Linked DNA regions of Mus musculus: region 1 is linked to region 2. A link is a loop called in an ENCODE intact Hi-C map of the cell type or tissue named here. Cell type or tissue: gastrocnemius. All regions are shown on one strand. Each heading gives the region's core, and the rest is flanking DNA. Links, peaks and the distances in the headings are about the cores only.

Region 1 (4,947 bases), core at 1,239-3,738, 80 kb after region 2:
ATATTCAGAAGTAACTAATTGTTACCACTCATACTATGGGGTGATGTGTGTGTGTGTGTGTGTGTTTGTGTTGCTGGGAATTAAATCTAGGTCATCCAGCCTGTTAGGCAAGTGTTAAACTACTGAGCCATATCCCAACTCTAACTTGGTGTTTTAAAAAGTACCATGCAGTCACCATCAGAGAAGCTTCCTCCTGCAGCAGATGAGAATGAATACAGAGACCCACAACTGAATGATATGTAGAGAGTGAGAGACCTTGAAACAGTCACAATTGGGATGCTGTTATCAAACTCTTCCGCTGAGGGCTCAGGGAGTTATGCAGAAGAGGAGGCAGAAAGATTGTAAAAGCCAGAAGAGATAGAGCACACCAAGAAATCAATGCCTTCCAGACACAGCAGGACTGATGTCTGTGTGAACCCACAGAGACTGCAGTCGTTATGCACAGGACCTGCCTGCACAAGTTTAAGCCAGATGGGGTCCTGGTGGTGAGAGGGGAACTGGACACGAAAGCCCTCATCCTTAATCCAAAAGCTATCTCCAATTGACAACCGCTCATTAAGAAGAAATAAATAGTTTTCTCCATGGATTCTTACTGGGTATACAAATCACCCTTAAGGGAGGTCCCATGTGCGGCAGTAGATAGTCACCATGAAGCACACTTAATGGTCTTTTTGGAGATGTAGTGCCTCACAAAACTTTGTGCATTTTTTTAAAACCTCACTTGTCTTTTCCTTATTTATTTCTCTACCCATTTTATGTGTAATGGTGTGTGTGTGTGTGTGTTTGTGCTTTTTCTTTGCTTGTTTACATTGTCTGACTGTTTATTTTTAAAATTTACCTTTTTTGTTTCCAAAGAGATGGGGTGGGGGGTTGGGTGGGGGGGAAGAAAGCATGGAGTTGGATGGATGGGGTAGTGGGGAAGATCTTAGAGGACACGAAGGAGGGAAAACCACGTTCAGAATATGCTGTATGAAAAACCATTTTCAATAAAAAGAAAATAAAGTGCTGAGGATCACCATATGATGGTCTCTTATTTATATTTAATATTTTACTTCAAATAATCAAAGAAGGGAGGCTTGTGTATAATGCACTTTGTCTTTCACCTAAAACGTTTTTAACATTGTTTCTTGTAGACCCTCAGGCTTTCAGGAATAGATTCTTGATGTTAGTAAGGTAAGCTTGAGTTGTAATTCGTGTGATTGCTGGCACAAGCTTACACTGTGTGTTTCTGATCCATGTCCTTTCTGAGCTGGAGAGCTTTTTAAACACAGTGATTATTTTGTTCCCATTTTTGATTCTATATTGGGCATGTTGAGTGGGGTGACAAAATGGACAGCAGATCTTCAGGGAGATCTTGAACTTCAAAAGGGATGTCATACCATTGGGCACTTTCAGTTGTCTCTCATGGGAAGTACATTCATCTGTGGGGAAGAATGATGTGTCCAGATGTTTGAGTAGCCAGAGGCGACTATGGCTGATGCTATTAGTGTCTCTAGTATCTGTTTTGCCATTTTGTGCAGTGATATAACTATCAGCCTTTAGCTGCCATTTGCCCAAGCTGAAATGTTAGCTGACAGATTTGCATAGGCTTACCTAAAAGTTTCTATCTTTTTTTTTTTTTTTTTTTTTTTTTTTTTTTTTTTTTTTTTTTTACTTTTTGAAAAAGCTAAGGTCTTTTGATAGAGTCCTAGGCTGGTCTCAAATTCAATGCATAGCTCAGCCTGGCCTTGAACTCCAGACCTGTCTGTTTAGCCTTCCAAGTGCTAGGATTACAGATGTGTGCTGCCAGGCACAGCCTGAGAAGTTTTTCTTCCCTCTCCTTTCTCTGGCCCTTTTGGCTAGTGTGTGGATGTCATGTTAGTGAAGTGGTCATTTTATAAGCAGCACAGCAAACAGGTGATAGCTAGCAGGGTATTTAACATACATAAAATGTATACAGCTAGGCATCTTGCAGATAGTTTACACCTGTCTTATCTGTTACTTTTCTCACTTCTAGAACATTAGTTTCTTGGCAGCAGAAACACAGCTTTTCCACATCTGTCTGTCCAGGGTTTCAAACAGGGGCTGGAAAATCATATTAGTTTAGTAAATATTGTAGAAGGAACTGAATAAATATGAGAGAATGATCTAAAGGTAAAGCCTTTCTGCTTTAAAAAGTACAGAATTTACAAGTCCAAAGAAAGCAGGTTATTATACACAAGGGCTATATGGCAGGTGGATTGTCATGGCAATCAGTTTTAGATTAAGCTCTCTAGCCAGGCAGGAGTTCTATTGCACTGCAGCTGCCTCTGCTCTGTATGTTGCTTGGGTGATAAGCACTTGTGAAGGATTCTGTTGCTAGGACTCCATTAGGGGCTGGCAGGTCTCTCTACTGTCTCTTTCCATATAGCATGCATTTAAACACATCTAAATTAGTATTTTCAAGACTTCACAGGCACAATAGAGCTTAGGAGGTTGAGCAAGTAGCAAGAATGTTGAAGGTTGTGTTGCAACCGCAGATAGTCTTAGGTGAACCAATGGGACGAGGGACAACAGTGGTGCAAGTGCCTCCATCTCCCAGCAAAGACACAGAATCCTTTTGTTCCACTACCCTCTGCTCTTTTTGGCCAGGCTTTGACAGGACAAGGGCTGAGCTATATAGCCCGACCCAGGCGGGATCCACCATCACGCTCCCGGTTGTGCTTCTCTGAGTCGTGCTCCTATTCGGAGGGTGAAGGTGCTCGCTTCCTTTGCCCGTCCGGAGCCCGCCCATCCGCGGGAGCGCGCATGCGCCTCCCCTCCCCGCCTCCGTCGTGCGCGCCCCGCCCCCTCGCGCTGCCATACGCGGACGGCCAACATCCGAGGACTCCGGCCTTGAGTAACCTGCTCCCGTGACCTTTTCGCACCCCGCACGCCGAGGCCCGCGCGGCGCCCGCCTCGCCCTTGCGTGTCTGCCGCCCCTGCCGAACCCTGCGTTCCCCTGACCACGCGCAGCTGCCACCGCCACTCGTCATGGCGGCCCTCAGCAAGTCCATCCCTCATAACTGCTACGAGATCGGCCACACTTGGCACCCCTCCTGCAGGGTCTCCTTCCTGCAGATCACTTGGGGCGCCCTGGAGGAGTCCCTCAGGATCTACGCACCCCTGTACCTGGTGAGCAGGGCTGGCGCTGGTGCAGGTGCAGGGCCTCCCGGGGCTCGTTGCTTCTAGGTCAGCTTTAGGGGTGGTGAGAGGCCTGGGGGGAGTCCTAGGCGGAAGGAGGGGGAGGGGACCCCGATGGTGAACTGTCACTGGACACCTGTTGCTAGGATGGGGATGTGCTCTGGACAGGTAGGGTCAAGTGCCTTACACTTGATCGCTCTGAGAACCTGGATTCAGAGACTCTGTGATGGAGAGATGTTGGAGCTGTGTATATATTTAGTCAATGCATGCACACAGTGTCCCCTCAGCCCACTTTACCACTCTCCGGCCCCATTTTCATATGAAAAAGGGTGTTCTGTACACCCCCCCACCCCCACCCCAAGCCTGCTTAGTCACAGATTTTGTCCTTGTTTGAGATGACAGAGATGCCACTTGACGGTTTGTTCTTTCGTAAGTTCCCAGAGTAGATTCCTGGTTTGAGATTTTGTGCGGTGATTTCGTTGAAGGTGTTTTAGTGGCGTGTTGCTGAGGTCATTTTCTTATACAGATTTACAAGTAGGGAAGCTTAGAGAGAGTATCTGGAAACCTACCAGTAACATCGAGAACTGATAAAGATATCTTCTCCTAGTGAGTGCCACTGTGTGGGAGAAAATTCCCACATCCTGGCACTGAAGATGTGCTATTTGGCTACTGAAGTTCATTGTCATTTTCCCATTTGTCTGTATGCTGAGAAGGTAGACATCATTTTTGTATGTTTTGTATGTTTCCTAAAAGTTCGTTCAATACTCAATGAGTGATCCATTCTTATTTCTCATTGAGGTAGTAATTTGGGCTGATGACATCTTTGACAGTATGATTATGTTTGTAACTTAATGGAGAAGTCTAATTTGTAATTATAGACAGAACACAGGAAAAGACAGTGACTCCCTGAGAGGTTGCAGAAGCCAAGTTCCCTTTTCATGATGTAAACTGGTGCTTCCCCACTTTAATGTATTTTAAGGAAACCCCAGGGATCATGTTAGAATGGGATTTCTGATTCAGTAGGTCTTGGTGGGGGCTAGAGAGTACATTTCTGATAAAATCTAACGTAGTGTAGACACTGGGGAATACCAGCCTTGTTAAGTGAAGATCTAGAGCATTGACCAATATAGACGTTTATCTGTATCTATATACATACATTCCCTAAAGACTGTTGTTACTGGCTTTTCTATATGAATGCTGGCCAGCCATTGTTTTATATTTGTTACTATGTTATTATTATTTTGGTGTTGCTGGGATTCTAACCTGTTGTCTTGTACTTTCAAGATAAGAGTCCTGCTGTTGAACTCTGCCCCAGATTTCTGTAAACACTTATAAATACATTGGACTCTTAAACAGCCGTACAAGAAGACTCTTCTAGTCTGGGGACTTAACTTAGTGGCATGTTCAAGGTCCTGTGTTCTGAATCCTTGTCTTGTTCCTCCATCTCCTACCCCTCACAAAACAAAGGCAAGCAGAACTATTCCAGGTAATTTGTTCAAAAATTACTCTTAACCTCAAGGATTAGGAACTAGTTGAAGTGTTTATAATTTAATTTCTCCTGAAATCTATAGCATCATTCGTTCATTCATTCGACACATATTTGTGGAATGCCTGGTATTATATCTACAGCATAAACAATATACTGATTCTATTCAGTGTTAGGGGAATTCAGGGAAGCAACTGGAGCAGAGATTCTCCTACTCTAACAAGATAGGGTTGGTGGGGATCAAGAAAGGACTTGTGTCACTATTACATTTTCAACTAGATTAAATACTACTTGAGAACAAATTTCCTATCTTATGTTGC
Region 2 (4,947 bases), core at 1,600-4,099:
CTATTCAAGTTCATGCAGCTATTAAGTGGCAGAGCCAGTATTCGAACCCCCAAATGTCGATGTCTAAACTCATGCACCTTCTACTACATGGTACTGCTTCAGGTATACGCAGCCATGCTTCTAGATTATGCACTTTACCCATCAGCAACATAATTTGCAAGACCAGGTATAAAATGAAAGTACGAGTCTCTGGGCTGGCAAGACAGCTTAGTAAGTGACACCCTGAATGACTGCCCAAGTCATTCATCCATGAAGCTAAATCTGCCAGTTACAGTGACTTAGTAAATGGTACCTACTGCCAAAGAGGAGACACATCCAAGCAGTGCGTAGGCCTTGACTACAGTGGCAGGCTACTTCAGTGACCAGTTTTGCATGCAGTTTTTCCGATATCCAGTGTGTGTCGCCTGAGTGGGACTTGTGGGCTCTGTATGTGACTTTCCAAGCATACTCCCATTGTTTTATTAGGCAATACTAATATTTCCAGTAAAGGGGTAACTGACAAAATCTGTGTGGTCAAGAGCACTGGCTGCTTTTTCAGAGGACCCAAGTTGGAGTCTCAGTACTAATGTGGTGACTAACAACCACCCTTAACTGCAGTTAGGAGATCTGACGCCCTCTTCTGGCCTCTGCAGGCACTACATGCACCACACACACACACACACACACACACACACACACACACACAGAGGCAAAACACCCATACAATATAAAGTAAAAATAAATGTTTTTTAAAAAGTTCAGACCACACCCTTATCTTTACACTGAGAACCTGAGGATGAGTACTGCAGAACAAATAACTCACGGCAAAAATCCTCTTAAAATAAAAATCTTTTTAAAAAGCATACATGGAGACCTGAAGGTATGCTCTAACAAAGGACAGTGGAATGAAATTTGCTAGACTCTGAGCCTCCCTCTTGCAGCGTGAAAGAGGAGGATAACTCCCAAAGATCCACTGAAGATCAAGTGTAGGTGTCTACTTCAGGTGCTTTACCACTGGTATTTAGTCTTCCAACATCACAGATCTTGTTTATGAAAGATATAGACATCTCACCAGAAATAATGGCCACGTGCATGGGAAAGCTTTGTAAGCAATTCAAGAAGTCTTGAAATGACTCCAGATCTTTATGAACCTGTGTTTGATGGTGAGTTCTATACCTATAGAATGGCCATATTAAAACTAGATAGAAACTTAGAGCTTAGTCCTCAGGGGGTGAAGGCTGAGGTCATTTGGGATAATAAATTGTTATAAATGTTTCAGAAGACCTAGATATCAGACTTCCCACCCTATCATCGGAAGTTGTCACCCCGCAATAGTTTGTTTCTACTTAAACATTGTACCAAGTGGAACAATCTCCTGCTACAAATAGCTGCTGCTTGGGCATCAGTGAAAATTTATGGAGCTTTCAGACAAGCCAGAGTGTCAGCCGATGGAAGGTTCTTGTCTATGGGAACAACCTAGGAGGCAAACACACAGAAACAGTATAAAGTAATTGGACGGACTCTGGGAGGCAATGCAAAGGTGGGCGTCATCAATGTTCTCTGACCTTGGAAAGGTTCCTAGGACAGAACACAGAAACCTGAAGAACGAATCGAAAAGATATGAAGGGATGGAGGTCTTCTGAATGATAATAAATGATAAGTCCATACAGCTGAAAAAAGTGAAACTGTGTGTGCGTGTGTGCGTGTGTGTGTGTGTGTTTGTGTGTGCAGAGCTGAGAGGAGTTGGAGCTGGTTGGGTCACAGGAAGAAGGCATGGGAAATCTGGGAGACAGACGAACAGCCAGACTTCAGACTGTGCACATCACACCACGACGTTGAACTTTTAGGAAGAATGTTACCTCTTGCTGGGCACGATGGCACACAACTTTAATCCCATAACTTGGGAGGCAGAGGCAGGCCGATTTCTGAGTTCGAGGCCAGCTTGGTCTACAAAGTAAGTTCCAGGACAGCCAGGGTGATACAAAGAAACCCTGTCTCGAAAAACCAAAGAATGTTACCTCTTGTGATGCATCGTAGATCCTTTCATGGCCACGGCACAGGAGGTCATCAGATAGCTACCTGCCCTGGATAGTCCTCTATCAGGTGTGGGAGGACTGTAGGTGAATGCATGAGATCCTTTGAGATCCCAATCATCCATTTTCTCAAAACATCAGACACTTCCCATGTAAAGCAGTTCAAAATGGCAGGTGCTGCTCAGGCCTTAAATGTGTCTTGAAGATGCCCATGAGCTGTCTCCAGTAGTGAGGGACTCCTCCCTTCCACTAGCAGACATCTGAGCAGGAAGAGGCCTTCTCAGACTGTTCTCTCTCTCACAGCATCTCCTAAGAGCTTCACAGTTCTCATCCACTCTTAACCTACAGCCAGTCTGGCTCTGAGGAGGAAGCATCATTTTGCATGACAGGAAATGCATTAGGAAAATGTTTGCTCTCACCTTCCTTCTGCATTCTTGGGCCTTAGGGGTACTCAGAAGTGCTCTCAAGGAGTGGGTTTTCTTCCAAGAAAAGTCATAAGCAAACAAACAAAATGCCTGTTTCTGCCCTAAAATTGTTCTACCTTGCATAACCAGTAGGTGTCAGAAGACTCCTATTTTAAAACAAAACAAAAACAAAAGCACTTCATAATTACTGACCTAATGATAACAATTTTCCAGTGTTCGGGTTTCTTAGTTTTTTTGTTTTTTCAATTCCACAAGAGGAAACATTGCAGCTGTGTGTAACCTACCTCTTCAGAAACATCTTTGACTGACAAACTGGTTCTAATTCCTCCGACTACCCACAAATACAATGAGACCTACTAGGGAGGCTGTGGCCGATAGCTTTTTGTTGAAATATCCATGGTAAATTGACATTTTGCAGGAAATTCCATTGCATTTACACTATTTATTTAATAGAAATAATCTCTGCGATTATTTGCATTTATTTCTGAAGTAGGATGTTTTCCCTTCCTTGGAATAGGCTCAGGAAATGAGTGAAGTGTTCAGGAAGTTAGCTAAATGCTGATGTAAACCCAAAAGGAAGATCTGCTGTTGGGGGACGGGGGGCTTACAAAAACAAGAGAGCCTAGAAAATGGGACTCTCATTCATTATGGAAAATGGAATCCAGAATTCTGATTTCAAAGGAAGGGAAAGAGGGATAAATATTTCAGAGGATCTGTCAAGCACCCCAGCTTTTACTGATAGCAGCAGCTGGTGAAGAAACTGTTAAGCAAGAAAATCAAGATAGGCGATGACTGGGACTAAGGCTGCATTAAATGAAGGCTTTAATAGGAAATTGTGTCAACTATTCCAGGAAATAAGTCTGGCAGGAAACTCCCGAGTCCTGAGTTGCTGGTGGGTCCCTGAGCACTCCATAAATGAATAAACATTTTCTTCTACCCTAAGGAATCTGTGCCTTCTACCAACATGGTGTGCCACAGACCCTCGGCCGCACAGGGGAGTCTCATAGCGCAGCGAAACTCATGCCCCCATACACTGTGAGTCAGTGATTCGACCCCTGTGACCTTGCATGCTATTAATCTCTAGTTGGCCATTTTGAGTGTACCGTATCTAATGAGACAGAGGAGTACATTTTAGAAGTAAAGTCTTAGTTCACTGGACAGGGTTGCAAAGGACAAGATTGCATCTTATGTGAAAACTGCTGATCACTGCCCTCTGTGTCCCTCAGCACCTACCTTTCTGCCTTCACAGTTTTTTTAATCCAAGCTCTGCCTTGACTGTTTTCCAGCCCACAGTCTACACAGCAGCAACAGCAAAGCCCAGAAGGCCACCAACATAGACTTTGCTTGCTTTCCACTGACTCCCCAAAGCCAACCTCCAGGCCCTTTCACAACTTGGCCTCATTTGCCCTTCCCTCCCACTCTGAGAATCTCAGACTCCAGTTATGCTGAAAAGACTTGGTGCCCGGTACCTCCCTCCAGGCAACACAGGGTCAAGTTTATTCACACATTTATCATTTTAGCTTGGGTGAAGGCAGGCAGATGGGCGTGTACCCCTTAAACATCTGTAGAACAATCTAACTGGGGTTCTAGAATTGTGGCATGACAGTATTGACAGAAGCAACTTCCAAAGATACCAGGCAGAGTCACCTATAGAAATTCCCTACCAGGCACAGACGTTATAAATCAACATGTATTTGGAAAAGATGTCCAACTGGAGGTACTTATCAGAATCTAATTATTCAACGTCTCTGATGGCACATCGAGGCGGGTTAGTTTTTAGCTTTCATGCTTTACATGCACAATTTAGAGGGTCATTAAGAGGAACAGAGCCAGGCTTCTAAGGGTCACCATGTCTGTTACACTCACCCTTCCCTTTCCCTTCTCTCTTCAAAGTTGTGTGAGAAAAAAAATTGAATGGCGAGATAAGAGCGGCCAAGAAAGGGTTACATGCTGCTGAATACCCAAAAGCCATTCTCTTATCTAAGCTGAAGCAGTTTGGAGGCTGGTGTCAAGAAGAAATAACATCATGGGTACAGTAAACTCCTTGCACCAATTTGAGGGTGGGGTCAAGGAAGATATATGTTCCTCACAGCACCTTGCCAGGACAGTGGCTGGCCCATGGTGGGCACTCACTCAGCATTCCAAAGCAGTGATTTTTTCCAGGTTTAAAGCCTACTAACATAAGCTAAGTTTCTTTTCTGTTCATTCAACTGCGCTTGGGGACTCAAAGTTAGAGTTTATCTCTCATGGTTTGGTTTGGTTTTGAATCACCTCCCTTCTCCATTTCTGGCCTACTCCCGTGTTGAATATGCATCAGACACTCTGCAAATATTTGTTAGGGCAAAGAAGAAATGGCAAGGAACAGAAACCTAGAGTTAGTAACACTGTGTGGTAGGTCTTTATCCTGTAACCCATTTTGAGGCTAGAGAATGTTCTTGAAGGCTAGTGTGCTAGCATCTCCCGAGAGAGTCCTGTCATCCTGGTGGCTCTTGTTACCCGTGATTTTCTTT

Evidence for each region. Hi-C counts contacts between places; a loop is a spot of excess contacts. Peaks named below come from ENCODE experiments on the same cell type or tissue, not always from the same donor. Only the 100,000 strongest peaks of a DNase experiment are listed, where the experiment ranks them.
Region 1: a loop joins it to region 2, with 2.2 times the contacts of the local background. A loop is called at or near these places in 12 of 42 quality-filtered maps.

Annotation. Positions count from the first base shown.
Region 1 is chr7:89,336,633-89,341,579 of GRCm38, reverse strand. Tmem135 (transmembrane protein 135) reads left to right here and starts at 2,793. Exons shown (of 15, transcript NM_028343.5): 1 at 2,793-3,132. The coding sequence starts at 2,992. In gastrocnemius, for the core only: no CTCF peak of the experiment used is centred there; a DNase peak (open chromatin) is centred at 2,786; H3K4me3 peaks cover 1,579 bases; H3K27ac peaks cover 1,688 bases.
Region 2 is chr7:89,416,805-89,421,751 of GRCm38, reverse strand. No RefSeq gene overlaps it. Among named protein-coding and RNA genes, the nearest start is that of AI314278, 7.0 kb to the left of the region's middle. In gastrocnemius, for the core only: a CTCF peak has its summit at 2,557 (motif pointing right); no DNase peak of the experiment used is centred there; H3K4me3 peaks cover 339 bases; H3K27ac peaks cover 1,384 bases.